4 separate regions of the Homo sapiens genome follow, and regions 1, 2 and 3 are each linked to region 4. A link is a contact called in ENCODE Hi-C or POLR2A ChIA-PET data. All regions are on one chromosome and are shown on one strand. Each heading gives the region's core, a stretch centred on a gene start or an enhancer-like site at or near the end of the contact. The rest is flanking DNA. Distances are from core to core; before and after follow the strand shown. Region 1 holds the start of NARS1 (asparaginyl-tRNA synthetase 1). Region 2 holds the start of SEC11C (SEC11 homolog C, signal peptidase complex subunit). Region 3 holds the start of MALT1 (MALT1 paracaspase). Region 4 holds the start of RELCH (RAB11 binding and LisH domain, coiled-coil and HEAT repeat containing).

Region 1 (7,738 bases), core at 1,490-3,989, 4.6 Mb before region 4:
TAATACAGTTCAAAGAAGGAACTTTTTTGTTGTTGTCGTCCAGGCTGCAGAGCAGTGATGCAATCACGGCTCACTGCAGCCTCAACCTCCTGGGCTCAAGTAATCCCCCTATCTCAGTCTCCCGAGTAGCTGGGGCCACAGGTGCATACCATACCACCATGCCTGGCTAATTTTTTTTTTTTTTTTTTTTTGGTAGTTGGCTGAGTGTGATGGCTCACTCCTATAAACCCAGCACTTTGGGAGGGTTAATATCCTGTCTCTATTTATTTTTTAAATTAAATTTATTAAAAAATTTTTAAGAAGTTAAATTTTTTGTAGAGATGAGGGTCTTATCATGTTGCCCAGGCTGTTCTCAAACTCCTGGGCTCAAGCAGTCCTCCAGCCTCAGCCTCCCAAAGTGCTGGGATTACAAACGTGAGGCACCAAAGCCCAGACCCAAGGAAGGAACTTTTAACCATCTTCCTTATGTGGCAGTTATAGCCAATGGATTCTAGCATATGAGTTCAACAGCTAAGTCCATGGTCTATTTTAAGAAGGTTGTCTTAGGCCACACTTTACTCTGATATAATCAACTACCTAACACCCATGTTGTGAGTCCAAGCCCTTTTTTTGTTTTTTCTTCTGAGACAGGGTCTCAGGCTAGAGTGCAGTGGCGCAATGGTGGCTCACTGCAACCTCCACCTTCCAGGCTAAAGAAATCCTCACCTCAGTCTCCGGAGTAGCTGGGACCACAGGCACGCACCACCATGCTGGGCTAATTTTTATGTTTTTTGTAGAGCCAGGATTTCACCAAGTTGCCCAAGCTGGTCTCAAACTCCTGCGCTGAAGCAATCCACCTGCCCCGGCCTCCCAAAGTGTTGAGATTATAGGCGTGAGCCACCACACCAGGCCTGAGTCCAAGCTCTTGACAAACCCCTTTGAGAATGAGCTAAACTCATTCAAGGATTCTAGATCCTGAGAAATAACAGCACTGTTAATTCATTAACAGAATGTTAATAAATTGGCATTCTAGCTTGAAGCTCCAGACTCATGAGTCAGCTCTGACAAATGAATCCATTCTTGGTGGTCTTGGAGTCAAATCTCAGGATCACACTCTGGATTGTGGTAAATTCACCAAAAGCCCTCTCAGGAGCCCCCTGGTCATGAGCTCACTGTAACTGAGGAAAGGTAACTTTTATCTTTACAAGAATTGAAAACCCAGCAATCTGACTCAATGGAGAGAAAAATTCCAAGAAGCAATGCCATGTGGTAAGAAAGAAGAGACCTTTTTTCAAAATGTTAAAAAGTAAGTTTAGACTTTGATCATCTAACAATCTTAAAGTCACATATCTGTATGCATTCCTTACTTTCCCTTTTCTGAAAATTCTCTTTGGAACCTAGTGTTTGAAATTAAGTTCTTGGCAAGTCACAAGAAAATTGACATAACTCATTAATAAATGCAGTCTCATTTTCCTAATGAGAAGAGACTCTACCTTTAGACCTGTTTTAAATGGTTTCTCCTTGGTTCCATCTCCCGTGGCATCGCTTCCCTCTCGGTCAGAGACGTACAGCTCTGCTGTTTGACAAAATGAGGGTAAGTTATGGTCTGGCCATTAACTATTAGTCACCTTACTACTTTATTCATTCCTTATCTTTGTAAACAGAACAAGCATCGATTAATAAAAATTGAGGTCCATAAGTAATTAATATCCTAGTTATTTCCCCACTCCATTTCAATAACATCCATCTCATAAAAACATTAGTTAATAATCCAGGTTTTCAAAATGAACTCTGATCATTTTAATTTGTGATATTTATTCTATCTAATTGGGCACCCAAAAATAAAATATGGGCTTTGAAGTTGATCAGACATACGCTGGAATGTTGGATTTTGTACCTTAAAAGGCAGGGTGACTCTGGAGAATTTACTTAACCTTTCTGAGCTTATTTCTTTACCTATAAAATAGGAAAAACAATCCCCATCTTGAAAGGCTGTGCTGAGGATGAAATAAAATAACACATACAAATCAGATATCCCAGTGCCAGTTTTTGTAGAGATGGCAAATAAACACCAGCTCCCTCTGGACTTTAAAGGAAACAGAAGCTCTGAGGTTAGAAAATTTCAGAAGGCCTCACAACTAGTAGGTCTGAACAGTTAACATCCATCCAGGTCTCTCTCTTTTTTTTTTTTTTTTTCCTACTGCACAGTATGGTCTCCCCGGAAACCTCAATAAAAAAATGAGGGTGGGAGAAAAACAACTAGAATCCTAAAGCCCCTTCCTGACGATCACTTTGAAGAACTGCAGGAGTAGGGGCTACCCTGTGTCTGAACCCGTCCCAGCGCCTGAGTCTCAGCGCAATCGGGAGGTTTCGCAGCGGGGCAGGGGAAGGGCCCGGAGCCACCGCCATCGCAGCCCGGGGGAACGACGGACTCGGGGAAGCCCGGCCTGGCCCTTCAAGTCCCGGGCCCAGCAAAGGCCAGCACCCTCCCTCCCTCCCTCCCTGCAATCGGTCCCCAAACATTCGCGGGGCGCCCACTCTGGTAGGCACTAAGGAAAGCGCCGAAACCCGACTGGAGCAGAGTTCCTGCCCCAGGCAGGGAACACCGCGCCATACACTGAGTCTCACCCACCTAGCACCATGCCTGCAGTGGCCCTGGTCACCTCCAAGGACACAGACTGCAACACCGACGCCGTCTTATGACTCCAACGTGCACCGGCGGTTTCCGCGATTCCGGCGTTGCATCAGAGAGCGTAGATCTGAGGGCGCCTGCGAGAATCGGCCGAGCGCCGCGGTTCCATTGGTTACGAGAGGTGGGCGAGCGGCGCCGGGGCCGCCATCTTTGGTGAGGGCAGAGGCAACTTCCGGATCCAGAGACGCCCCGCCCCACGCGTTTGTGCAGCTCGGAAGGCGCTGCCTGTCCCGGAGCTCCGCGGCCCTGGAGACCCTGGCACAGTGTCACTTTTGCACCCTTCCTTCCCCGCCTCCCCAACTTTCCTTTCTGAATCTTCCAATTCCGCCCCAGCTGGAGGCGTGCGGGTCCTCTTGCAAACCAGACCAAGGATGTCGCCCCGATCCCCAGATGGTGGAGGCTGGTTGAGTTCATGTCACCAGCAAACACCGCGCCAGCTGCGAGACGGGGTGCGCGGCGGTGGAGGGGACGCAGCGGGTTGCGTAAACTTCCTTTTTTTTTTTTTTTTTTTTGAGACGGAGTCTCGCTCTGTCACCCAGGCTGGAGTGCAGTGGCGCGATCTCGGCTCACCGCACCCTCCACCTCCCGGGTTCAAGCGATTCTTCTGCCTCAGCCTCCCGAGTAGCTGGGATTACAGGCCTGTGCCACCATGCCCAGCTAATTTTTGTATTTTTAGTAAAGACGGGGTTTCACCATCTTAGTCAAGCTGGTCTCGAACTCCTGACCTTGTGATCCGCCCACCTCGGCCTCCCAAAGTGCTGGGATTACAGGCGTGAGCCATCGCGCCCGGCCAGATGCGTTAACTTTCTAAACTCCGTGAGCCAGCGTCCCTCGGTGTTCAGGAGAGGAGCTATGGTATATGTTCATTTAAAATTGTAAGGATTACCGTTAGGAAGGCCATAATAATGTGGTGGAAAGAACGAGGGCTTCGGAATACAAACCTGGGTTCTGCCTTTTACTAACCGTGTGTCTTCAGATAAATTACCTAAACTGAATGAGCTTCATTCAGCGAGTTGGGACCGATTGCAGGGAGGGAGGGAGGGTCCTGGCCCTTGCTGGGCCCGGGACTTGAAGGGCCAGGCCGGGCTTCCCCGAGTCCGTTGTTCCCCGGGCTGCGATGGCGGTGGCTCCGGCCCCTGCCCCTGCCCCGCTGCGAAACATCCCGATTGCGCCGAGAGTCAGGCGCTGAGAGGGGTTTATCTGTGTCTTCAGATAAATTACCTAATCTGAATGAGCTTCAGTTTTTCTATTTGTGAAAGATGATATAAATTCACTGCCCGGGCATGTAAGAGGTGCTAATAAAGGGTCTGTCATCATTTTCAACTTTTTTTTACTTTTTTGGTGGGCTTTTTTTTTTTTTGGAGACTGGGTCTTCTCTGTTGCTCAGGCTGGAGTGCAGTGGTGCTATCATAGCTCACGGCAGCCTCGAACTCCTGGGCTCAAGTGAGCCTCCCACTTAAGCCTCCCAAGTAGCTGGGACTATAGGTGCACGCCACCACGCCTGGCTTATTTTATTTTTATTTTTGTGGAGATGGGGGAGGGGTCTCCCTGTGTCGCCCAGGCTGGTCTCCAACTTCTGGGATCAAGTGATCCTCCTGCCTCAGCCTCCCAAAGTGCTGGTCTTACAGGCGTGAGCTACCACGCCCAGCCCATTCTCAATTTAGTGGAATACCAGAGTTTGTCCCTGAAGCAAAAGAAAACCTTTTTTTTATGAGAGGTCCTCAAAAAAATAACTCTATATATAGGTTCAGGGCCCATCAAGAATATGAACCAAGTCCGGGCACAGTGGCTCATGATTGTTATCAATCCCAGCACCTTGGGAGGTTGAGGCGGGTGGATCACTTGAGGTCAGGAGTTGGAGACCAGTCTGGCCAACATGGTGAAACCCCGTGTCTACTCAAAATACAAAAATTAGCCGGGCGTGGTGGCACGCGCCAGTAATCCCGGTTACTCAGGAGGCTGAGGCAAGAAAATCACTTGAACCCAGGAGGCGGAGGTTGCAGTGAGCTGAGATCGTGCCACTGCACTCCAGTCTGGGTAACAGAGTGAGACTCCATCTCAAAAAAAAAAAAAAAAAAAAGTACCAAATACTATTCCTAAGGAATATTTCACCCAATTTTATGAACTTTCCCTTTTCCTCTTGGCTGAATGTTTTCTGTTGGCTCATGGATTAGTATCAATTGCTACAAAGCAAATTTTCCCAAACCTTAGCAGCTTAAAACCCCGAACATTTATTACCTTAGCAGTTTCTTTTGAGACAGTCTCAGTTCTGTCGCCCAGGCTGGAGTGCAGTGGCGCGATCTCAGCTCACTGCAACCTCCGCCTACCAGATTCAAGAGATTCTCCTGCCTCAGCCTCCCGAGGAGCTGGGATTACAGACGTGTGCCACTACGCCCAGCTAATTTTTGTATTTTGAGTAGACATGAGGTTTCACCATGTTGTCCAGGCTGGTCTTGAACTCCTGACCTCAAGTGATCTGCTTGCCTCGGCCTCCCAAAATGCTGGGATTACAGGCCTGAGCCACCATGCCAGGCCCTACCTTGCACAGTTTCTGATGGTCAGGAATAAGGTAGTGGGTTAGCTGGAGGTTCTGGCTCAGGTCTCTCATGAATCATGCTGAGGGCAGGGTCTGTAGTCATCCGAAGGCTTGGGTGGGTGGGGATCTGCCTCCAGGCTCACTCACAAGCTGTGGTCAGAAAACCTTTCCTTGCCAGGTGGGCTCCCGATAGAGCTGCTAATGACAGCCGCTGACTTCACCTAAAGCAAGTGATCAGAGAGAGAGAATATTAGTTACCTTTTATTTTATAATAAATTACCCCAAAACATCAAATGGCATTTGTTATCTCACATTTCTGTGGAATAGGTATCTGGGCACGGTTTAGCTGAGGACTCAGAGCTGAGTCCTTCCAGAGGCTGCAGTCAGCTTAAGTTGAGATTCTTAAGTCTCACCTGGAGTGGATCCCCTTCCACACACACTCAGGTGGGTGTTGGCCAGAGGTCTCCCTCAATTCTTTCCACACGGGCCTCTTGCTTGGCTAAAGCCAGCAACCAAGATGGAAGTTAGAACCTTTAGTTGCCTAATCTCACAAGGGATATATCCCAATACTTTTGCCATATTCGATTAATTAGGATCAAGTCACTTGGTCCAGCATACACTCAAAGGAAGGGTATTACACACTGGCATGGATGCCAGCAGCTGGGAATCATGGGCCATCTTAGAAAGCTCCCCACTGCAGTGACCAAAACTGAGGCTGCAGTGCCTTTTCTAACCTGACTTGTTAGGTGAAATGTCATTGTCTCTGCCATATTCTACTGGTCACACAGACCAGCCCTGGAGGTGAATGCCAGGAGGTGTTGCTCACTGGGTACCATCTTAGAGGCTGCCCACCATAGCCTGTCCAGATGAATTTCTCCACTTCATCCTGCTCCGCCCCAGAGGCTGACTCATGTGAACCACATCAATGGGCTCCCTCGTTCTCTGACTCCTGGTCAGCTGCAGCCAATGGGGAACACTTGTGGAAGAACAGAGGTGGGATGTGAGGTTGGGGTCCTTATTCCCGTAGCTCCTCATTGTAGGCTGGCTGCATCCTCACTTGAGGGCCACCGCTCCTGCCAGGTGGCACTGAGAGATTCATCTGAACTGCCCTTGGTGAATTTAGTTTCATCTGATCGTTAAAACTGAATTTACTGGCCAGGCACGGTGGCTCACCTTTGTAATCCCAGCACTTTGGGAGGCTGAGGCGGGCAGATCACTTGAGGCCAGGAGTTCGAGACCAGCCTAGGCAACATGGCAAAACCCCGTCTCTATTAAAAATACAAAAATTATCTGGGTGTGGTGGCATGCTCCTGTAATCTAGCTACTCAGGAAGCTGAGGCAGGAGAGTTGCTTGAACCTGGGAGGTGGAAGTTCCAGTGAGCCAAGATCAGGCCACTGCATTCCAGCCTTGGTGACAGAGTGAGATTCTGTCTCAAAGAAAAAAAAAAAAAAAGTGAATTTACAAAGCAACATTCTGTTGTGAAATAAAAAGTGTACATAGGACTGTGCAAGCAGGTTGTACAAGAGGGTCATTTAAATTCCTACCCCCGCCTCAGTCTACACCTATAGACTCATAGGATTTCTCTATGTCAAGTTAGTGCAGGATGGAAAAAATGGGCCTAGTGTTGACATCTGCATAATATGCTGGCACATGCCAGATATGAACAGCCATTCTACTCTAGCCTTACTTAGGAGAAACCCTAAAAAGACAGTGGGGAGGGTGGGCAAGGTGGCTCACACCTGTGATCCCAGCACTTTGGGAGGCCGAGGCGGGCTGATCACCTGAGGTCAGGAGTTTGAGACCAGCCTGGCCAACATGGCGAAACCCCATCTTTACTAAAAGTACAAAAATTAGCTGGGCATGGTGGCAGGCGCCTGTAATCCCAGCTACTCAGGGGGCTGAAGCAGGAGAATCGCTTGAACCCGGGAGGCGGAGGTTGTAGTGAGCCTAGATCACGCCAGTGCATTCCAGCCTGGGCGACAAGAAGGAGACTCCGTCACAAAAAAAAAAAAAGAAAGAAAGAAAAGAAAAAGAAAAAAAGAAAAAAAAGAAAAAAAAAGAAGTGGTGAAGGGAAGTCATCTCAGATGGTGGAACTCTGAGCACTGTGCCTGGTTTTCCACTTCTCAGCTAAGTAGGGATGGCCTGAAGGACCAGGCTGGCAATAGTGGCTCACGCCTGTAATCCCAGCACTTTGGGAGGCCTAGGCAAGTGGATCACCTGAGGTTGGAAGTTCAAGACCAGCCTGACCAACGAGGAGAAACTCCGTCTCTACTAATAATACAAAAATTAGCTGGGTGTGGTGGGGCATACCTGTAATCCCAGCTACTCAGGAGGCTGAGGCACAAGAATCGCTTGAACCTGGGAGGCAGAGGTTGCAGTGAGCCAAGATTGCACCATTGCACTCCGGCCTACACAACAAGAGCAAAACTCCATCTCAAAAAAAAAAACAAAAAACAAACAAAAAAAGGACTGATGGACACTGGCTCACGGGTTGGCCAGTTGATCAGGGACTAAGAAAGAACAAGATTA
Region 2 (7,184 bases), core at 2,627-5,126, 3.0 Mb before region 4:
TCTAAACCTCTCTGCTAAGCTATTATTCCAGTATACAAACTGCATGTTATGGGTTGAATTGTGTCCTCCAAGAAGACATTTTCAAGTCCTAACACCTGGTACCTGTGACTGTGACCTTATTTGGATACAGGGTCTTTTATTGCAGATGTAATCAAGTTACAATGAGGTCACATTAGAGTAGGGTGGGTTCTAACAAATATGACCATTAACCTTAGAAGAGAAGAGGAAAGACACAGACACAGAGTGAAGACATGGGAAGATGGAGGCAGAGACTGGAGTTATGCTGTAGAAGCCGACGAATGCCTGGGGCTACCAGAATCTGGAAGAGGCAAGCAAAGATCCTTCCTTAGAGAATTTGGGGGAAGCAGGTCTCAGCAAAACCTCCAGAATGTCAGAAAACAAATTTCCGTTGTTTTAAGCCACCTGACTTTGGCATTTTGTTATGGCAGCCCAAAGAAACAAATCCAGCGCGTATCATTCACAAAAGTGGGGAAGACATCTTCACAGGGCCCATGCTCCAGTGGTTCTGTGCAGGCCAATGTGGTTTATACCTCCATTTACAGGGGCTGATTCTCTCCATGACATATGCTTGCATCTAACATTTATAAAATTTACAGTCTACAAAACATTTTTACTTATCCTACCTGTGATTGTCATAACCATCAGGGCAGATACTACCAACAGTTGAAAAACTTTTTAAAACTAGACTTTATTTTTATTATTTATTTATTTATATTTCAATAATTTTTGGGATACGGATGGTTTTTGGTTACATGAATGAGTTCTTTAGTGGTGAATTCTGAGATCTTAGTGTACTCATCACCTGAGCACTATATGCTGTATCCAAAATGTTTAGGCATTATTTTTTTGGAGTAGTTTTAGGTTTACAGCAAAAATGAGTGGAAAGTATAGAGATATACCCATCTACTCCTGCCCCCACACATGCACAGCCTCCTCCACTATCAACTTCCCCTGCCAGAGTAGTACATTTGTTACAATTGGTGAATCTACACTGACACATCCTTATCACCCAAAGTCCACGGGTTACATCAGGGTTCACTTTGGGGTTGTACAGTCTATGTTTTGACAAATATATAATGATATGTACTCATCATTATAGTATCATACTCTCCCCCCTACCCCCGGCAACCACTGATCATTTTACTGTCTCCATAGTCTTGCCTCTAGAGTTCACGGGAAGGAGTACTTCACTGGGGAAGAGGCCACCAGTGACAGAACAAATGAAGTGAACATTCTAGTTCTCTTAATTACTTATGTCCTGGATTAAGAAAAAAATATTAATAGTAGCCATAATTCCTCCTACTGGTTCTGAGAGTCTATTTTGAGTCAGATGGGAGGTTTTTTTTGCATATTATTAATACCTCACTTGACTCTCACAACATCTCTTGCCTTTTTCAGTATGCCATGTAGTTGGGATCATACAGTATGTTGCCATTTCAGATAGACTTCTTTCACTTAGTAATATGCAGTTAAGCTTCCCTCCTGTCTTTTCATGGCTTGATATTACATTTCTTTTTTGCACTGAATAGCATTTTATTGTCTGGATATCCTGCAGTTTATTTATCCATTCACCCACTAAAGGACATCTTGGTTGCTTCCAAGTGTTGACAATTATGAATAAAGATGCTAAAAACATCCGTGTACGGGTTTTTGTGTGGACATCCGTTTTCAAGCTGGTATTTGGGTAAATACCAAGGAGTGCAATTGCTGCATCATATGGTGAGAGGATGCTTAGTTTTGGAAGAAATTGCCAAACTGTCTTCCAAAGTGGCTGTAACAAATACGGTTTTTATTTGGTGGATGAGCAAAGGGTTCATGGAGGTGAATAAATTAGTCTAAGACTGGACAATATGCAGGGACTTCTACCCAATGTCTTCCTGTGTTGCTTCTCACCCAATGCTCAACCTAAGCAGGAGCCTGGAGGCTGGGCCAAAGGTTCTGATGTGAAGATATCACACTGGGTTCTAGGTTTATTGGTCACATTTTGGACCCTTACTCTATTCCCACAAACCTGTTCCACCCACAGCTTTCCTCATTGAAGTTGAGGGGAACTCTACCCTTCTAGTTCCATAGGTTAAAAACCCTGGAGTCAGCCTCAATCTCTTTTCTTCTTTCACGCCCTATATTTATTCTTTCAAAAAATCCTGAAGACTCTTTCTTCAAAATGTATCCAGATTCTGAACCTTTAGTGCTGCCACCTTAGTTCCAGCAATTATTAGTGGCAGGGTTAACTATCACCATATCTTCCTATGTACTAAGCACTGTGTCTTGCACTTATAATTTTATACATCTGATATTTGGAAGAATTTTACACAGACTAGCTTCTGGATCTGTACATTTCAAACCTTGTTTTTCCTCTCCATCCACTTATTTCCAAGGTCAAGTGCTGCAGAACACTTTCATATCAGATGCCACTTCCAGTGGGACTTCCTGCCACGGTGCCAGGTGAGTTGGCCCAGTGGATGGCAGTATTCCCAGAAGCCATTTTTTACACGAGGATGGCAGGAAAGACCATGAACCACATAAATAAATTCACTAAACTCAAACCAAATGTATCTCCAACTCGTTTCCTCCTTAGCTGGATCCCCAAAATTCTCCTTGTCCCTCCAACAGGAGGGGAAATGTAATGGAGGTGAAGTTGGAATGCAAAGAAACAGAACTCTTAACCAATAGCAATTGCAATATCTTGCTTTTGAAAGTTTTACACATTCTATGGTTAAGTTTCTCCCACACCTTGGAAAAACACCTTTGCAATTGAAGGGTCCCAGAACTTACCTTTCATTAGCTTCATGGTAAGTCAGCTTCTGGTATATTTTAAATTGCAACCTGATCCTTTCCCCCAGACCTCCCCATTCAACTTATCTGCTTTTCCTGTTGTCATAGCACCTCCATCCTTTAGGTACCGTATAAATTATCCATTATGTCTGCCTTCGGTAGAATATAAGCTTCATGAGGGCAAGAATCTTTGCTTGTTTTGTTAACTGATGTTTCTCAAGTGCCTAGAACAAGGCCAGGTGCATGGTAGGTGCTCCATAAAGATTTGTGGATAAATAAATACAATAAAGAATGCATAATGCATACACGAGTGAGTGAATGAACCAAAGGTAATCTAGGATCAGAACTGTGATGATCTAGGACTTCTAAATTTAAAACTTTGAGTTATATTCCACTCATTTCCACTTAACCTTGGCCATGTCAATGAACCTTTCTGGGCCTTTGCTTTCTCGTGTATGAAATTAGGTGGTTATGTATTCATTTAATTAATATCTATTGCAACCCAATTATGGTCAAGGCATTCAAAGATACTTCCTTGCATACAAGTGGTACCACTCAAAATGCAGAATTCAGCGGCCTCAAAAGTCCCGCCTCTTCCAAGCCCCGCCCACCGCAGTCCATCTTTAGGCCCCGCCCCAATTCGGCTCAGCCCGCCCCAGCGTAGAGGCACCACCTTTCCTCGCTGCAGTCATCCAATAGCCAAGATACACGGCTAGGTGATTTGCGAGCGGGAGTTAGGTGTCCTCTTGGCGCCTGACCAGAGTCGGGAAATTCAGCTCCTCTTGAGTAGTCCCTTCCCCGAGTTGCCCCCCGAGGTATGCGGGGTCACTCGCTGCTCGATGTTCCCTCCGAAGGGTCGGACAAGGCTCCGGAGCCCTGTAGCTGCCCTCCCTAGGAGCCCCGGGTCTTCACTGGCCGAGGTGCCCACCCCGCAGCATTCTGGGAGTGGTAGTTTTCTTCCTTCAGGTTCATTCCTGGCTGGCCAGTGCCCAAGACTGGCGAGACTACGATTCCCAGACGCCCAAGCGAGTCGCCGGTCACGTGGCCGCAAGGACGCTGGGCCGGTGGGCGGGGGCCGGCAGGTGCTCCGCAGCCGTCTGTGCCACCCAGAGCCGGCGGGCCGCTAGGTCCCCGGAGACCCTGCTATGGTGCGTGCGGGCGCCGTGGGGGCTCATCTCCCCGCGTCCGGCTTGGATATCTTCGGGGACCTGAAGAAGATGAACAAGCGCCAGGTGACGGAGGAGGGTGGTGAGCGCGCCGTGGCCGGGACCGCCTGTGCTAGCGGGGAGTCGGGGCTTCCCAGTCAGGGCTCCGGCTCCCAGTGAATGCGGCCGGGCGGCCACCCGAAGCTCCCGCGCTGGGCTCTCAGGCCCTGGGTTCTACGCCTACGTGTGGGCATGGGTGTGCACTTCCTTGCCCTGACAAGAGCACAATTAGGGGAGGGTGCAGGAAAGGGGAGAATAGAAACCCCGTGCCATGGAATGTCAAATGTGGTTGAGAATGCCACAGCCACGCTTGTGGGAGAGATGACTCGGTGAACGACAGCTCTCTGAGCGTATTTGAAGGGCCACCCGGTGAAGAGGGAACCGATTTCTCTGTGGGGCTTCAGAGGCCTGACTGCCGGCAGGTGGAAGAGGCAGAAAGGCAGGCGAGAGGGAAGAACTTTCCTACAACGGGAGCTGTCCAGCGATGCCTCCCAAAGCAGTTTCTTCCCAGCCTGGGCAGTTGTTTTTCCCCTGACCGTGGGTCGGGACTAAATAATGCTCCTTGTGCCTAGAGAGCTCACAAGCTGTGCGCAATCATTGTGGACTCAACCAGTGTTCCCAGCGAGATTCCAGAAGCCTTCTCTAACTTCTGAGATGGCTGCACTCTGAATATAGGAGGCAGTGTAGGGTCTTTGGGCAGCTGGGGTGGTTGAATTCCCTCTCCTTTGTGAGAGGACCTCAGAGGAAAACGTTCCTCTTGCTCTCTTTTTAGCCACTTATTGGCCATCATCACTGTCTTTGGGGCCTTATCTCTTCACTATAAGGTTAAGAGTGAGTAGGGATTGGAAAGGAAGCCCTCTCAGTCAGGAAAAATACGACTATGTAGGCTTCTAGGTAGAGAATTTGGGGGACCTGTAGGACCTGAATATCACGGTGGATACTAATGCCACTATTGCTACTAATAAATTGTGCTAAGAAAAATGGGACCTTCCAACCAGGGAGTTTTGATTGTCTTTGAAAATGGTATTAATCCTCATTATTTTGATGGCATCCAGTTTCATTTGCTCCATCATGTTGAGATGTGGGGTGGTGCCCATGGGAGGTCACAGCTTACTCCTTTAGGCATACGTGTTTTTCCCCTCTCACTCTCCTCCCCCTTCCCCAAGTAGAATTTCAGACTAGTGCAGTAGTGTGGGAAAGTTTGATAATTTCTATTTCATCAACCGTGTTTAGGATGTGGTAGTGTCTAGGTGTGCAAAGCTGATGACTCCTGTTTCTGGAAGATGAGTTGTAGTAGAGATTATCACCAGCTTAAAAAAGTAACTGCTAATGTCCTGAGCATTGATGCTGTTCACAAGAATATCCTCCAGGAAGCAGAGCTTTGTTTAAAAATCTAGACTTAATGGCTGGGTTTTTAAAGTGTCTCTAAAATTGGTACTGATTACTGATGGCTATAATTGCAGACTGTCAGAAAAGGCCCTCTGATGAGTGTATTGATCCCTAAACCAGTTTGCCCTTTGAAAGATCAGTGTGTTTTTGCTCTCAGCGATAAGGCCTGCCAGTAGCTGGCTGTATTGCCTGTTTTGCTAGTCTTCTAATTAAAATTCAGCAAGCTCAAATCTACTGCTTCTTGGTACTTTTTAAAAAAGCTTTGTCTTTTTTTTTTTTTCTCTTCTTCCCTCCAAAATAGCATCTTATGACACTTTGTCAGGCCTGCATGCTCCACCAGTCTTGAAAGCAGGACCTTCTTTCTCTGCTGCCCCTGCTTACTATTAAAGCAGGACCCACATGCAACACAAGGGCTCTTTGTTTCTGCAGTGAGGAAGAGAGGAAGAAATACAGCTACTGGCAGTGCTGCTGCTGTCAGCCAGAATATTTGATCTGAAATGTTTGCTTAAAACTCTTAGACATTGGCTGTTTCATCATTGGTTGACAATGACTGAGTATGGACTTAGTTCTACACTCTGCTGTGAGCATTAAGTGCTGAGCATACAAAGTTGGTAGGCAAAGGTGAACAACAACAAAAGCACCTGTGAAACATGGTGGTGGTTTTTTTTTTCCAGACCGCAGTCAGCTTGTCAGTAGTTCAATCAAAATTACTTTTCTGGATTCCAGGATTTTATGCCTAGAATCTGATTCGTAGGTTTCTTAAAGTTAAGGTGTTAAAAGTGTGATCTGTGGTTTCTTAGTTTGATTTTTATATTTTTGTGTATTTGGACATTTCCTTAGCAGGTAGATGGCTTGCTCAAAGGAAGTTTTTTTGAGGAATTGATTTTGCTTTCCCTTAATGAACTTTTCAAGCATGGGAAATTATACTGGAAAATATATTCTTGGTACAAGTTCTTTACTGGCTAAGTGGCAAGATTTTATCGGGGTGGAGCCAGATGACTTGAAAACTTGTCTGAAAACGGCAATCGTTGTTTAAAACCATGGTTTGGGGCTTTCCTCATCAGATCTGTAATTCATAATGAAACAGCGGTTATTTATCAAATCCTTTAAGTCAGGCAGAGCCGGTGGGGAGGTTTTTGAATGTAAATTCCAGTGAACAGCTTCTGCTTTAGAGTGACGTGACTTGTAAGGCTGATTTTACTTTAGAAGCAGTGTTTTGTTGTTGTTGTTGGAATCTCAATATTTATTGAATGAAGACATGAATGTTTTATCTCTTCTAACGGCTCACTTCTTTGCATTCTTAAGTATTTGCTTTGTGATCTTTGATTTTTTCCGTTATGCTCTTTGAGCTTATGGTGAAATGGTGTAAAGGCTTTGATTGTTTCATGGCAACTTTCTGGTAAATATTCTTCATTTGATGAGGGATAAAAGACTACATATTGGGTACAGTGTACACTGCTCCGGTGACAGCTGCACTAAAATCTTAGAAATCACCACTAAAGAACTTAATCCATGGAACCAGAAGAAGCAATGGTTTAACATATTATAGCCCAACACTTTGTCAATGTCTGCTTAGCACTCCAGTTTCCTTTTTCACTCTCCTGGGAATATAGTGATAGTTTCATAATTTGCTATTGACACAGTAGCCAAGTCGCTTTTAAAAATGGTGTGTAGGCTGAGTGCAGTGGCTCACGCTTGTAATCCTAGCACTTTGGGAGGCCGAGGCGGGCAGATCATTTGAGGTCAGGAGTTCAAAACCAGCCTGGCCAACATGGTGAAGCCCCGTCTCTACTA
Region 3 (7,031 bases), core at 4,058-6,557, 3.5 Mb before region 4:
CTACTCAGGAGGCTGAGGCAGGAGAATTGCTTGAACCCAGGAGGCGGAGGTTGCAGTGAGCTGAGATCGTGCCATTGCACTCCAGCCTGGGCAACAAGAGCAAAACTCTGTCTCAAAAAAAAAAAAAAGTTTAAACATTCTTTAAAGTATAGTGATTCATGCAACCAGGCACAGCCACAGACTAGTAAAAAATAATCCCAAATATTTGTTCAGTTTGCCCCTCCTCTCCATGCCCAATGTTGTGGCTCTTGGTGGAGGCCTTTTTTTCCCATCTACATTACCAGAATACTTCTTGGACTTCCACTCTTTCCCCTCCCCACATTGCTGCCCGAGAGATGTTTCAAAAATCCAAAAGTGAAATCACTATCCTGCTTAAAATATTTCAATTACTCTCCATCACTTAAAGCAGTGTTTCTCAAACTGTAAACATTTAGCTTTAGGGGTTTTGACATATCCACATACCACCTGTTCTCTTGGGTATTTAATATACTTCCTTAAACAAAATCAAATTTTAACAAGTAAATTTGATATAGTCCTAATCAATACTATTAGTTGAAATGGCAATTTTGATTGGCAGCTATTTTTCTTTTCTGTATTAATGTATAACTATTAAGATAAAAATGTTCATCCATGTTATGACTTAAAAGCATCTTGTATAACACCAGTGGGGCATAGATGGCTCTGTGGTAGGTATGTATCTACAGAATAAAATCTCAGCTTTTGGCATGACATAATCTGGTCTTCACTGCCTTTTACATCGTGGTCTCTGTCCCTTTCCCATCAGTATCCCCAGCTCTCCTGGAGCAACTGCAGTTCTCCAACCTTGCTGTGATGTTTTCTGGCTCTGTGCTTTTATAGTATGGTATTCTTTTTTTTTTTTTTTTTTTTTTGGAGACGGAGTCTCGCTTTCTCACCCAGGCTGGAGTGCAGTGGCACGACCTCGGCTCACTGCAACCTCCACCTCCCGGGTTCAAGCAATTCTTACTCAGCCTCCCGAGTAGCTGGGATTACAGCTGCCTGCCACCATGCCCGGCTAATTTTTGTATTTTTAGTAGAGACAGGGTTTCACCATGTTGGTCAGGCTGGTCTTGAACTCCTGACCTCGTGATCCACCCGCCTTGGCCTCCCAAAGTGCTGAGATTACAGGTGTGAGCCACTGCGGCCAGCCTACAGTATGGTATTCTTTCTACCCTGTTTCCCAAGCCATCTCCTCTCATCTTTCCACATGGACTGAAGGGCTCTCCCCTGGATTTGTATACTTCTTGCTATCAACAGAGCACTTACTCCTCCTGTTCCTTGTCTTAAGCAGACATCGGGTTTGGTCAACATTGTATTCTGCAAACTCTAAGGGAAAACTGGTGAAGACCGAACTGTGGTGTGGGAATCCCGCCTAGCTCATCTGCCTGGGTTGTCTTTATCTTTGTCTCATGACTAGGCTACTTTACAACTCTGAGATCGCAGTGAACTTACAGAAAACTGATAGTGATGCAAGTGAATCTTGTTTATAATTAAATAAATTGTCAGGTGGAGGTTCAATTGCATTCCCTCCTCCACTGTGGAAGAAGCTAGTTTTGCATCTAGGAAGCAACTTCATTTCAGTGGGCTGACATATTTATCTGGTCTTTGGGTTCTCCTCTGAAGTAATTGTAACACCTTTCTGATTCCCTTGTTAGTTAATGAGTTAAAATCTCTGATATGTGTTCATTGCATATTTGTTGCATCATGATTTAAACTTTCTTGTAGAAACTATTCTTAAGACCGGACGCGGTGGCTCATGCCTGTAATCCCAGCACTTTGGGAGGGCCGACATGGGTGAATCACCTGAGGTCAGGAGTTCAAGAGCAGCCTGGGCAACATGGTGAAACCCGTCTCTACTAAAAATACAAAATATTAGCTGGGCGTGGTGGTGTGCACCTGTAATCCCAGCTACTCAGGAGGCTGAGACAGGAGAATCACTTGAACCTGGGAGGTGGAGGTTGCCGTGAGCCGAGATCGTGCCATTGCACTCCAGCCTGGGCAACAAGAGCATAACTCCGTCTCAAAATAAATAAATTAATCAAATAAAAACTATTCTTTAACAGTATGTATTTGATACAGAGCCTGGTGCCCCAAGAATATGTGTTCATGACGGAATGAATGATTGAGTGAATGAATCAATTTAGACAAGTAGGTGTAGACTTTCCATGGTCAGGATCAAATATTTAGGTCTGGATGATTCATCATGAAGGAAGAGTGTGGAATACTAGCATGATGCCTAGCTACTATTACAAAGTTGAAATCGAAATGAGAAAATTTCCCTAATCCTTTGGAAGATGGTGGCAAGAATGGGCTGCAGGGGATGTGCTGAGCCTGTGTCTGTGGGTCACCTGAGTGGCTCCTACAGAGGCTGAGTCAGAGAGGTCACAAAGTGGGCTGAGCATGGAATAAGGGATGGCAGACAATGAATGCCTTTTTTTTTTTTTTAGACAGAGTCTTGCCCTGTTGCCCACACTGGACTGCAGTGGCACAATCTCAGCTCACTGCAACCTCCGCCCCCTGGGTTCAAGTGATTCTCCTGCCTCAGCCTCCCAAGTAGCTGGGAATACAGGCGCGTGCCACCACGCCTGGCTAATTTTTTTTGGTGTATCTTTAGTAGAGATGGGGTTTCACCATGTTGGCCAGGCTGGTCTTGAACTCCTGACCTCGTGATCTGCCCGCCTCAGCCTCCCAAAGTGTTGGGATTACAGGTGTGAGCCACCACGCTCGGCCATGAATGCCATTTAAGCCACATAACTCCTGCTTCCTTTCCCTCCATTGTATACAGATCCAAGGACCAGCAGGTTTTCTCCTGCACTGAGTCTTTTAAACCCTGTCCAACTGTGAAATAATATATCATTCTGGCGTTTTTTTTTTTTTTAGTTGGAGTACCATCTATAGTTAAACTGTATAAAGGAAAAAAATCCTATGAGTCAGTTTCCAGACCTATGAGTGCTTTGAAGATTACATCAATGGAGTTCCATATATTGAAACCACAAGCTTCCTGCCAATTGTCTGGATTTACAAAGATCTATTTCACTTTGAACTAATGAGGAAGAACTCCCAAGGCTATTATCTATAGACATGCATGAACTTTTAAGGGACATTTAAAAGCCAGATCTTTACCCCCAATTTTTCTCCTATCTTTATATAAACATAACGGTTAATATAGAAAAGAAAGCTGAATTACTATTTACATTGTTCCCAAAATTGATGTAGCAGTTTTAAGAGTACTAATATACAATGCACATACTTCTCCCTGACGCTATATAACACTATTAGGTACTATTATTTTCCACTTTTTACAGGTGTGGAAACTGAAGCTCAGAGAGGTTAAGTAGATCACCTAAGTTCCACCACTAGACTAGTAAGTGGCAGCAACATCAAGTTTCCAATTCAGGACTAACTTTAAAGGTCACATTCTACTATACCATTATGCCCATAAGAGAACCACAGGAGTGAAATTATGTCATAGAAATATTAACATTTGATTGAGGAGAGAAAAAGACCAGTCAAAAAAGGTAATGTCAGTTTGGGTAGAGGATGGAGGGTGGCGGGTAGTGACTGGATAGGGTATAAAATTGCTAGGTGGAAAAAAAGGTTGGGAGTAGGGTAAAACGAGGGAGGCAGTCACTTGGGAAGCCAGGGTGGGGGCGTACAACTCGAGGTCAAAACAGTGCCCAGCTGAGCTATATTGGCTAAGAGTAAATAACACTGGCACCCATTTAACTCGTATGCACACGAGAGGTTGCATAAGCAACGCTTTGTACATGGCAGACTTTTCTAAGAAGTCTAAATTTAGAAGACCTCTGTTGAATTTAAATTAAAAGGCAGGATTCCAGTAAAGACTAGAAGATTTTATTTCCATAATTGGCACATGCAGGTAACAGATCCTCAGAAAATATTTGTACAGTAATTGAGGACAAAACAGGAAGGCACCTGAAGCGGTTGGGAAAGGCTTGCCAAGTCAAACTGAGTATGAAACGGCACTTGTATGTGTAAGGGTAATAGCATTTACTGAGTCATCTACGATGTGCCAGTTACCGAGTTAAGTGCTTCACATACATCAACTCCTTTAATTCTGGCAACAACTCTATATAAACTGTATTGTCAGTCCTGTGTTAATAGATGAGGCAGAGAAATTAAGAAACTTATTCAAGCTCCTAACACTTGAATCGAGCAGATCTTTCATGCTCTTAGCCATCTCACTGCAGTCTGAATTCTTAACTTATGCTAGAGTGAAGTTTAATGACTGCTTGTGCTAGAATGTGGTGGAGACTGTATGGCGCACCTACCTCGCCAACATGTATAAGAATATAGGTATCCAAATTACTGGTCAGAAAATCCTGCGGCCTTGGGTGATGAAAAGCTAATGGCAACAGAAATTGGGCCAGGAAGCCTCGTGTAGGGAACTACCTGACTGGTCACATTTCGTAAGTTACTTCCTTTTTGTCCCAAACGAAGCCATAGTTTTCAAAGGGATAATGGCCTTGGATGTTGCTAAGATTGGCAGAGAGAGCTCAGGTGTCGTCCATTCCGGATCATTCCAGGGAAAGGCATCCTCTACAGGGTTGCCTGCTTTGATGACGGAGATTGCGGGCGGCAGTCTGACGCGGTGTAAACCAGATGATTCCTGCTAAAAACAATCATTTCCAAGATCTGATTAGCCCTAAATATGCCACAGCTCAGTTTGCAAAGTAGTAATTGTTTAAAAGTCTAGGCAAAGATTTTGGCCAATTCCAACTCAAGTATCCGGATCTCCAGCACTACTTCCCTCTAGCAATGCCATACACATCTAACCCTAAAACGAGGAAGCGTCCGCTGAGGTTGCCCACTGCAGGATGCTGGTGTGTCGCCGGGCACATGAAAGTCCCTGAGTCAGGGGAGAGCGCTCGCCGGGGACTGCGGGCGGGAGCCGGCGACTGAGAACCGCTTGCCCCGCTCTCTGGCGTGAGTACGCAGGCCTCCTCCCACGGTCTCAGGAAGCCCAGACGCCGCAGGCTTCCCCGCCGTAGAGGAGCTGCCGGGGCGTAATTCCTCCACCGCTTCCTCCTCCAGCTGCACCCACCCGTCCTTTCCTGCTCGGGAGGGCTGGGTTTGAAGCGCGCGCCACGGCCAGCCCGGGACCGCGGGGGAGGGCGAGGGAGGCGCGCAGCCGCACGCACGCAGTAGGCAGCCCCGCCCCGCCCCTCGAGGCCCAAGGTCCCGCCCCTCGAGGCTCCGTGCCCCGCCCCCCGGGTGCCCCGCCCCTTTGCGCGGCTGGCGCGGCCAGCAGGCCAGGCTCCCCTCGGCAAACCTGTCTAATTGGGGCGGGGAGCGGAGCTTCCTCCTCTGAGGGCCGTGCCGCGCTGCCAGATTTGTTCTTCCGCCCCTGCCTCCGCGGCTCGGAGGCGAGCGGAAGGTGCCCCGGGGCCGAGGCCCGTGACGGGGCGGGCGGGAGCCCCGGCAGTCCGGGGTCGCCGGCGAGGGCCATGTCGCTGTTGGGGGACCCGCTACAGGCCCTGCCGCCCTCGGCCGCCCCCACGGGGCCGCTGCTCGCCCCTCCGGCCGGCGCGACCCTCAACCGCCTGCGGGAGCCGCTGCTGCGGAGGCTCAGCGAGCTCCTGGATCAGGCGCCCGAGGGCCGGGGCTGGAGGAGACTGGCGGAGCTGGCGGGGAGTCGCGGGCGCCTCCGCCTCAGGTGAGCTCAGGGCCGCGGCAGGCCGGGCGCGCGGGTCGAGCGGGGTGGGCTGCGGTGGGGAGGTGGGGGCGCTGTCGGTGGGGCTGAGCGCGGCGGGGGCCGCCGGCGTGAGTGAGCGGAGGTGGGGAGGACTTCGGTCATTGAGGCGGAGCGGAACTCAGCAGCTCCCCGGAACGCCTGGGGTTTGAGAGCGGGGCCCAGGGCTCTGGAGGGTGGAGGCAAAAGTGGCCCAGCGGCTGCCTCGCTCCCTGTTCCCACCCCCGCCCCTGGTGAAAGGGAGAAGTCGAGGTTGACCCCGGAGGATAGTGAGAGAAGGAAAGCTGTCAGGGGACCCCTAGGATGGGGCAGTCATCCAGAGGACTTAAAATGCAAAAGAAAGGGATGTGGACACTGCTCTGGGAGACCTAAGGAAGGCTGGGAAGAAGCGCAGGCGAGGTGATGAATGCAGAGGGTGGGGTGCAGGAATTCATGAACATTTTGCAAGGTATTGGGAAAGACTGACGCCGAACTCATCATCTCCCTCCATCAAACCAGGTTACCACGTTCTCTTCTTGACTTCACCATGAACATGAAACTCGAAGTAAAACTATTTTCCTTGTTAGGTTTGGAATGGCTGTATTAGGGTTCCTGAAGTTTTGGTCTCGAGACTCCTTTACCCTCTTAAGAATTATTGAGGACCCCAGAGAGCTCTTATGTGGGTTAGAGATAATACATACATGTAATACATACTGATATTTACCACCTTTGAAATTAAAGCTAAGACATTTAAAAAATATTAATTTATTTAAAAAGAATAACCCATTATATGGTAACAGAAATAATACTTTCGTGGAAAAACAAATTTTCCAAAACAAAAAAGTCTATTAGAGAAGTGGCATTGGTTTTCATTTTGAAGATCTCTTTAATGTCTTGGCTTAATCACAGAGCTGGATTCGTTTATGTGCTTCTGCATTCAGTCTGTCGCACTATTACAGGTCACAGAACGCTGGAAACTGCAGTGTCCACTCCTGAAAGAATGAATGAAAAAGCTAAATAAAGTCTTAATATTGTTATGAAAAATCTTTATGACCTTGTGGACCCCGCGAAAGGGTCTCAGGAACTGCACTAGGGGTTCCCAGACCCCACTTAGAACCATTACTTTATACCATTGTTGTAACTTTGGCCTGCCTTTGAACCCCTTAGCAGTTTTTTGAACTTCTCAAATGACAAAGATTTGTCTTACAGTATAATTATTTGTACACATCTTTATAAATGCCTTAAGAACAAAAACTGTCTCTTAATATTCTGTTATGTATAGAGGTTAGTAAATACTTGATGAGAGGAAAGTCATTCATTC
Region 4 (7,471 bases), core at 4,906-7,405:
AATTTACTATGATAAAATTACACATCAGAAAGAAAAAGGTTTTAAACCTTTACATTCAAATCTTGGCTTTTGCTATTTGTAATAATAAAAAATTGGAAACAATATCTAACCATAGGGAACAGATAAATTGTTTATTCATAATGAAATACCATATTTCTGAAAAGGATACATCTCATAAATATCAGTATTAATAAAAAAAATTTTAAACATCTATTGCCCTTTTCTCCCCAACACAGTCAAACTTCTTGAAAAGGCTGAATGTGACCTCTTTTTTTTCCTGACCACCTAAATCTCAAACAACTTAAACCTTATTGTCATTACTTCATAAGAAAGTAAAGACAGTTAACAGTGCAAAATCTAATAGCTATTTTTTAGTCTTCATTTTCTAAGCAACCTAAGCTTCCTGGGCTAAGTCATCCTCCCACCTCAGCTTCCCAAGTAGCGGGGACCACAGGTGCATGTTTACCACATTCAGCTAATTTTTGTATTTTTTGTAGAGCGGGGGTCTTGCCATGTTGCCCAGGCTGGTCTTGAACTCCTGGGCTCAAGTCATCTACTCACCTCGGCCTCCTAAAGTGCTGGGATTACAGGTGTGAGTTGCTGGGCCCAGTCGCCTTCTCCTTTTTATTTTTATTTCTTTTTAGACAGAGTCTCGCCCTATCTATCGCCCAGGCTGGAGTGCAGTGGCGCGATCTCGGCTCACTGCAACCTCCACCTCCCGGGTTCAAGCAATTCTCCTGCCTCAGCCTCCCAAGTAGCTGGGATTACAGGCACACAGCATCATGCCCAGGTAATTTTGTATTTTTAGTAGAGACAGGGTTTCACCATGTTGGCCAGGCTGGTCTCAAACTCCTGACCTCAGGTGATCCACCTACCTCATCCTCCCAAAGTGGTGGGATTACAGGCATGAGCCACCATGCCCGGCTGCCTTCTCCTTTTTAATAGGCTGTTATCACTTGGCTTCTATGAACATTACTGCTTTCATTTTTCACCTACACCTCTGACCAATGTTGAACAGTCTCTATCTGATCACTAAATTTTGGAGTTACTCAAAACTTGGTCCTCAGCTGTCTTTTCTTCTCACTCTATACTTTCTATCCTGGCAAGTTTCATCATATCTGTGGCTTCAGTTATTACCTAATATGCAAAAGCCTCAACAAATTATAGCTCCAAATCCACATATGTAACTCGAACCTTTATAAATCTACATGGACGTTTCAAAGACACTCAACTAAGTAGGTTTAAAACCAAATTCATAACATTTCCCATGAGCCTTGTCTACTACCTACTAAATCCTTAGTGTTCACAATCTCAGTAGGTGGCACCACCTTCCCACCAAGTATGTAAGTCTGAGAAATAGGCATTGTTCTTTACACCCTATTCTTCCCCTTTATTTAATCTAACAATTGTCCACTTTGTGTTTCTTGAATCTGTTCATTTGTCTTAATCTCCATTGACACCTCTATAATTTAAGATGTATACCATCTCTTATGCGAACTACTGCAATGCAGGAATAGGTCACCCCTATATACTCTAACCCTTCTCTGATCCATTTCTTGCCATGTAGCCAGAGTATTACTTGCTTTTCTTTTTTCAAAAGAAAATCTGAACATCTTACCCCTTGTATAAAACTCTCCAGTGCCTTCTGTGAAGCATTCACTGTCTTTAAAGTCAAAAGACACGTTTGCAACAACACGGATGTTCCTGAAGCCTGGTATGCTAAGTGAAATAAGCCAGGTGCAGAAACACAAATACTGCATGATTTCACTCCTATGTGGAACTTAAGAAAGTTGACCCCACTGAATTAGAAGCAGAATGGTGGTAACCAGAGGCTGGGGTAGTTCCACAGCGGGGGGCAATTGTAGAGATACTGATCAAAGCATTCATATTAGAGTTAGATAGAAGGAATAAGTTCAAGAGCTCTGTTGTACAGCATGGTGACTCTAGTTAATGATGATATATTGTATTCTTGAAAACTGCTAAAAGGGTAGATGTTCAAATTTCTCATCACAAAAATGATAACTATGTGTAAGGTAATGCATTTGTTACTTAGCTAGATTTGAGCATTTCACAATGTATATAAACTGAAGAACATCATGTACACAATGAATACATAAAATCGTATATTAAAAAATAAATTTAAAAATGAAGTCACAGCTGGAAAAAAAAAACTCTCCAGTGCCTTTTCACCTACTAATCTAGACTAAAATCCTTAATGTGACTAACAAGGTCTTTTATAGACTAGCCTCTGCCTTCTTTTCTAAACCTGTCTCATAGCACTCCCCTTTACTTTGTAACATCTCACATCACTGGCCCCTTCTTTTATTCAAGTATCCCACTGCTATAAGACCTTTGTAGGCTCAATTCCTCTCTGCAGAATGTACTTGCAACCTATCTTCCACTCTCTCCTAACATTCCATTTCAAGCATCACTTCCTCAGGGACTATGCAGGTGAAGTCAGAAACGAAAACTTTTACTTCAGTTTGTAATTACATAGCTTTGTCTACGACTATTTGAATTAATGTCTGTCTCTGTCACTTCACCACAATTCCATGACAGCAGGACGGGGCATCTCCAACACCCATCAGAGTCTTATGCACTTAGTAAGGACTCAAATGTTTGCTGAATAAATTATTTAGAATTATCATTTCAAGGGTAAATGCAATATGCACTACAGCCACTAGAGGATGCCCTGCTTCTGTTTTTGTTCCTCCAGAACAAGATGTGAAGACTGAAAATACTTTAAAAAAAAAAAAACTAAACCTTTTATGATAAAGTAATTTACTATTAATGTAAATAAAATTGCAGTTATTACAAAATATCAGCATTCACTAACTACTTATTTTAATTAGTTTAATTGCTTAATACTAAATATTACTTAATACTTCTCTTTAAAGAAAATCACAATTTATTCAGATTTATTGAAAAAGAAATACCTCCAAAACAAACACATAACTATTAAAATTTTAAAAAGATATATGCATGTACCAATACAAGTTATCTAGTTTATCTGTGGATGTTTACCACACACTGAAAAACAATAAAACATGAGGTATTACTAAAACCTCAAGTCAACCAAAACTTGCATTCAGAATATTACTTGTGGTTCTTTTAAGACTATTAAAACCTAAAATAATTTTTTAAATACTAAAATGATTGACGTGCTTTGAAAAAAGGCATCTTTTACATCTTCATTGCTAAGGCACAAGCTTTAATAACTATCATTAGTCAGATGAAACATTAGTTGTAAGGGCCTAGATTAATGAAAATCTTACTAAGTAGAAAGGAAATTTCCCAACACTATTAATAATACATTATTATAAGTAGTGATCGGTAATTTTTAATATTCCAGTGTGTGTTACTTATACATTATTCACGAATAACCAAACCTCTGTGTATTGTGGAAAAGAAAAGTACATACTGGGAAGACTGGGCAGTTGATTTCTAATGGGCTTACAAGATCAAACACACAAGTTCATGGTTATAGGATAGGAGGCAGAAATAGAAGCAGAAAACCACAGATTTGTATGGGAAGAATTCCTCTACATGCAAGTTCTTACAACTCTGAGGAAACATTTTAAATCTATTTTCAACTTGTGTTTTAGAACTGAGACCCCAAATTAAAGATACTCCCTTCAGCCCTACTGACTTAATTGCTTTTTCAGGCTTGCACTGCCAAAACGATTGATATTAGTTTTATTTTTAAACACTTGTCAAATGTTCTCAACACATACTAATATTTCAATAATTAATAAGTGACCACAGTAATAGTTATTGTGTAGCAGGTACCAGGCACTGGGACAAGAACATTCTCAATTCTGTGTACTTTCCTTATCCCCTTTGATAGACGAATGCAAGTGAGGCTGAGAAGTTAGGTAACTTTTTCAAGGTCTCACAATAAATAATGAGTAGAATTGGGATCTGAACTTAAGCTTTTCTATCTTATAAGCATAATCCTCTTCAGGAATCCTAAATGCAGGAGATTTCTCAATTTCCCAATCATGGAGATGGAAATATTGTATATAAACAATCCATTTCTAATCATGCCCTTCCCATGCCATTCACTAATCCTCCATTCCTGGATTCCAGAAATTGGTTCCATTTTAATCTCTCTGGAAAATCCAACTAAAATACGGATCAGCAATCCCTTTTGCTAAGAAATCTCTAACAGGATACAGTATTTGCCATTTCAATTCTATTTGGGGGGATTTTTTTCCCCATGTTTTACTTTTAATATATGGCACAGAAAACTATTTATCATTAAAACATTGGGAACTAATGTCCTATAAAAAAATAGTTTAAATTCTTGGTACTTTTTTTTTAAACTTCTAGCAAAAATAAAATTTTAAAAACCCAAATCCCCATTCAAATGAAAATTTTAGTTTATTGAGCCTGGGTATATTGAAATTAAAGCCTACTCTTAACTGTTGGCATACTTTTACATGTAAACCAATAACCTGACCTAAGGTTATGTAAGAATCGTCTATTTTAATTTTTCCATGGAGCTAACGGGAGATACTTTACTGTGGAATGTTTACTACACACTGAATGTAATATGTCACTTACCTGTACACTAAGAAAGGAAATCTAAAGCCTGGAAAAGTGGTCATTTGTGTGTGAAAAAAATAGGAGCCATAAGAAATAGCAGTCTAATTGTATTGACTGGAAATTCCTTTACCTTTTCAGATCATAATCAAGGAATGACATAAAAGATAAACGTTGATCTTCTAAACTTAGGATATGTACTTTATATGCTAACATTTCATCAAAAAAATCAAAACTCTCTGAAGCATTCAACTTTTAAAATAGTTCTAAGTTCCAAAACCTTGATTCTAGCCTGCATGAACGAGTCAGAAATGTTGCAGGAGACAGTGGATAAAGAATCGTTTGGGACATAAGAGAAATGATGTTAATTCCTTTGACTCCTTATTAGCGGAATTGATTTTTTTTTTTTTTTTTTTTTTTTTTTGAGACGGAGTCTCGTTCTGTCGCCCAGGCTGGAGTGCAGTGGCGCGACCTCGGCTCACTGCAATCTTCGCCTCCGGGGTTCAAGCGATTCTCCTGCCTCAGCCTCCTGAGTAGCTGGGATTGCAGGCTTGCGCCACCACGCCCAACTAATTTTTGTGTTTTTAGTAGAGAAGGGGTTTCACCATGTTGGTCAGGCTGGTCTCGAACTCCCGACCTCGTGATCCGCCCGGCTCGGCCTCCCAAAGTGCTGGGATTACAGGCGTGAGCCACCGCGCCCGGCGTGGAGCTGATTTTATAACAACCACTCTTGGCTTAAGTTTACTTATCTGTCTACTGGTGAGACAGCATTAGATATTCTGAAGGGTCCCTGTTGTGTAAATCGTGTATTAAATCCTAAGCGTTTATTGAGTACCTAACAATTTGTTTTCCAACTCGACGATGTTCCCAGATCCAGGCAAATGCCAACCTCAGCGTTCCCTTTTCCGTTTAGTCTCTCCAGCCCCCGTCCCCACCCACAGGCAGGACCACCTCCGGGGCTGAGAAGTCGTGCTGTCGCTAGGCCTCCCGAGTGTGCAAGCATGTGGCAGAGAAGGGAAAAGAAAGGAAGTCACATTCCGACTACAGGCCTGGGCACTTGCTATCCATGGGGACAAAATGTCACCACTGGCAGCAAATAGCGAGAAAAAGTGCAGCGCAGTAGGGAAACAGCGCGTCCGCGGGCGCGACACCACAGTTTGGGCGCCGACACCCTCCGCGCACTGGTCCCTGAACTTTACCTGGAGCTTATCCCGGTCAGGCCTGATCTCGAAAACGAGGGCTCCTCAGCGCGAAGGCAGGACCCAGCTCCATTAAAGCTCTCGGGCAGTGGTCCCCTCTACCCACTGAAGCGATAGCCGGGAGGGTATTCCTAAGCCACCACTACAACCACCCCTCAATTCCGGAACGCCCCCAATACCTGCCCGGCCGCTGCTGCTATCGCGATAATTCTCGGGCCAGTCTCCCGTCAGTCCGCTCCACGCCTTCCTTCTCTGACCAATCATGGAGGAGTCGTGGGTGGAGTTTTGCTTTTGAGCGGAGAGCGGGGCCTTCAATCTTTGCTATCTGGCGCTGGGAATGGGCGGAGCTGAAGTGGGCTGGGGCGGGGCTGGGGCGGGGCTAGATCGGGGAGAGGGGCAGGGGCACGCTCCAGTTCTCGCGAGACTGGAGACCAGGAAGACGCCTGCAGAGCCGGGCTGCTGGTGCAGCAGAGGCTGAGGCATCAGGTGCAGCTGCATCCGGATCTCCTGCCTTGGAGCGTACTCCTTGTCTCTAAGTCGGGAGGCAGGACGTGGTCAGGCCGGGGCTGTGGAGGTGCGCTGTGTCCCCTGAGGCCTAGAGGATTCGGGCTGCGGCCCGTCGGAACCAGTCAGGGAGGCGCCCACACTCCTGACAGGATAAGATGGCGGCGATGGCGCCTGGAGGTAGTGGCAGTGGTGGCGGCGTGAATCCATTTCTCAGTGATTCGGATGAGGACGATGACGAGGTAGCTGCAACAGAGGAACGGCGGGCAGTACTTCGGCTGGGCGCCGGAAGTGGCCTAGATCCTGGCTCTGCGGGCTCGCTGTCGCCACAGGATCCCGTGGCCTTAGGAAGCAGTGCGCGGCCAGGGCTCCCTGGGGAGGCGTCGGCGGCTGCAGTGGCCCTGGGGGGCACCGGGGAGACCCCGGCCCGATTATCAATTGATGCGATCGCTGCTCAGCTGTTGCGCGATCAATACTTGCTGACCGCCCTGGAGCTGCATACCGAGCTGTTAGAGAGTGGCCGGGAGCTGCCTCGGCTGCGCGACTACTTCTCCAATCCAGGCAACTTCGAGAGGCAAAGTGGAACCCCGCCGGGGATGGGGGCGCCAGGGGTCCCTGGAGCAGCCGGCGTTGGGGGCGCTGGAGGTCGGGAACCGAGTACAGCGTCGGGCGGGGGACAGCTCAGTAAGTGGACGCAGCCTGTCACACTCCGGCAGGGTATTTGGGATTGTACGGAGTTACTGTAGGGGAGAGGGGGTATTTCTGCGTGGGTCCCGATAGGGACATTTTAAGGAACGAGAGTATTGGGGTGGGGGCGCTCTTTTGCGGTGGAAGCAAGAGGATCAGGCAATGACTGTTCTCTCTGCCTGCTTCCAACCCTTGGCTGGTGTTGCACTTGGCTCCTGGCTCCCCTACTGGTGTCAGTATCTATAAAATATCAAGAGTTTCTAGTTCACTGGCTATTACGGGACTCCAGAAGGTTCCCTTTTATACTAGTTTATTGCTTTAAGCATTTTCCTTTTTCTCCAGTTACCTGAATCACACTACCAGGAAATAGTGTTACCTGAATTGCCTGCAGTAGTTCTTTGAGTCTGAGCCAGGAGAGAAAGAATAGGACACACTGCTGCTGTCTCCGAAAAGTCAGATGTACTTAAGACCCTTTGTCTTTGGGACGACTTTTTCACCGCCAAAATTGGGTTTTCTGCTGCACAAAATTTGTTCTG

The links. Hi-C counts contacts between places; a loop is a spot of excess contacts on that map. ChIA-PET counts read pairs that join two places held with the same protein, here RNA polymerase II (POLR2A). Pooled maps may share reads with other maps.
Region 1: a map of CD8-positive, alpha-beta T cell shows a loop between it and region 4 (9-fold over the local background). The contact joins the promoter of NARS1 here to the promoter of RELCH in region 4. A Hi-C loop is called at or near these places in 3 of 168 maps with a recorded cell type or tissue (CD8-positive, alpha-beta T cell and naive thymus-derived CD4-positive, alpha-beta T cell) and 7 of 50 pooled maps. POLR2A ChIA-PET finds 5 or more read pairs at or near these places in 1 of 52 experiments (T-cell).
Region 2: a map of natural killer cell shows a loop between it and region 4 (19-fold over the local background). The contact joins the promoter of SEC11C here to the promoter of RELCH in region 4. A Hi-C loop is called at or near these places in 4 of 168 maps with a recorded cell type or tissue (CD4-positive, alpha-beta T cell, CD8-positive, alpha-beta T cell, naive thymus-derived CD4-positive, alpha-beta T cell and 1 more) and 10 of 50 pooled maps.
Region 3: a map of CD8-positive, alpha-beta T cell shows a loop between it and region 4 (13-fold over the local background). The contact joins the promoter of MALT1 here to the promoter of RELCH in region 4. A Hi-C loop is called at or near these places in 2 of 168 maps with a recorded cell type or tissue (B cell and CD8-positive, alpha-beta T cell) and 9 of 50 pooled maps. POLR2A ChIA-PET finds 5 or more read pairs at or near these places in 1 of 52 experiments (activated CD8-positive, alpha-beta memory T cell).

What each region holds. Positions count from the first base shown.
Region 1 is chr18:57,619,097-57,626,834 of GRCh38, forward strand. It overlaps NARS1 (asparaginyl-tRNA synthetase 1), which reads right to left and starts at 2,740. Exons shown (of 14, transcript NM_004539.4): 1 at 2,612-2,740; 2 at 1,473-1,555. The coding sequence starts at 2,621. RefSeq lists enhancers at 2,589-3,293, 2,674-3,013.
Region 2 is chr18:59,136,008-59,143,191 of GRCh38, forward strand. It overlaps SEC11C (SEC11 homolog C, signal peptidase complex subunit), which reads left to right and starts at 3,877. Exons shown (of 6, transcript NM_033280.4): 1 at 3,877-4,028. The coding sequence starts at 3,942. RefSeq lists silencers at 3,307-3,356, 3,777-3,916 and enhancers at 3,467-3,556, 3,637-3,736, 5,652-5,701, 6,520-6,619.
Region 3 is chr18:58,666,158-58,673,188 of GRCh38, forward strand. It overlaps MALT1 (MALT1 paracaspase), which reads left to right and starts at 5,308. Exons shown (of 17, transcript NM_006785.4): 1 at 5,308-5,695. The coding sequence starts at 5,487. MALT1-AS1 (MALT1 antisense RNA 1) reads right to left here and starts at 5,716. Exons shown (of 2, transcript NR_164150.1): 1 at 5,312-5,716; 2 at 3,852-4,651. It overlaps LOC105372146 (a long non-coding RNA gene), which reads right to left. Exons shown (of 4, transcript XR_935537.3): 4 at 6,456-6,702. It overlaps LINC03110 (long intergenic non-protein coding RNA 3110), which reads left to right. Exons shown (of 4, transcript NR_187442.1): 4 at 2,899-3,191. RefSeq lists an enhancer at 4,627-4,886 and a silencer at 5,047-5,836.
Region 4 is chr18:62,181,100-62,188,570 of GRCh38, forward strand. It overlaps RELCH (RAB11 binding and LisH domain, coiled-coil and HEAT repeat containing), which reads left to right and starts at 6,156. Exons shown (of 29, transcript NM_001346231.2): 1 at 6,156-6,932. The coding sequence starts at 6,407. PIGN (phosphatidylinositol glycan anchor biosynthesis class N) reads right to left here and starts at 5,957. Exons shown (of 31, transcript NM_176787.5): 1 at 5,745-5,957. RefSeq lists silencers at 5,459-5,671, 6,622-6,841 and an enhancer at 6,262-6,471.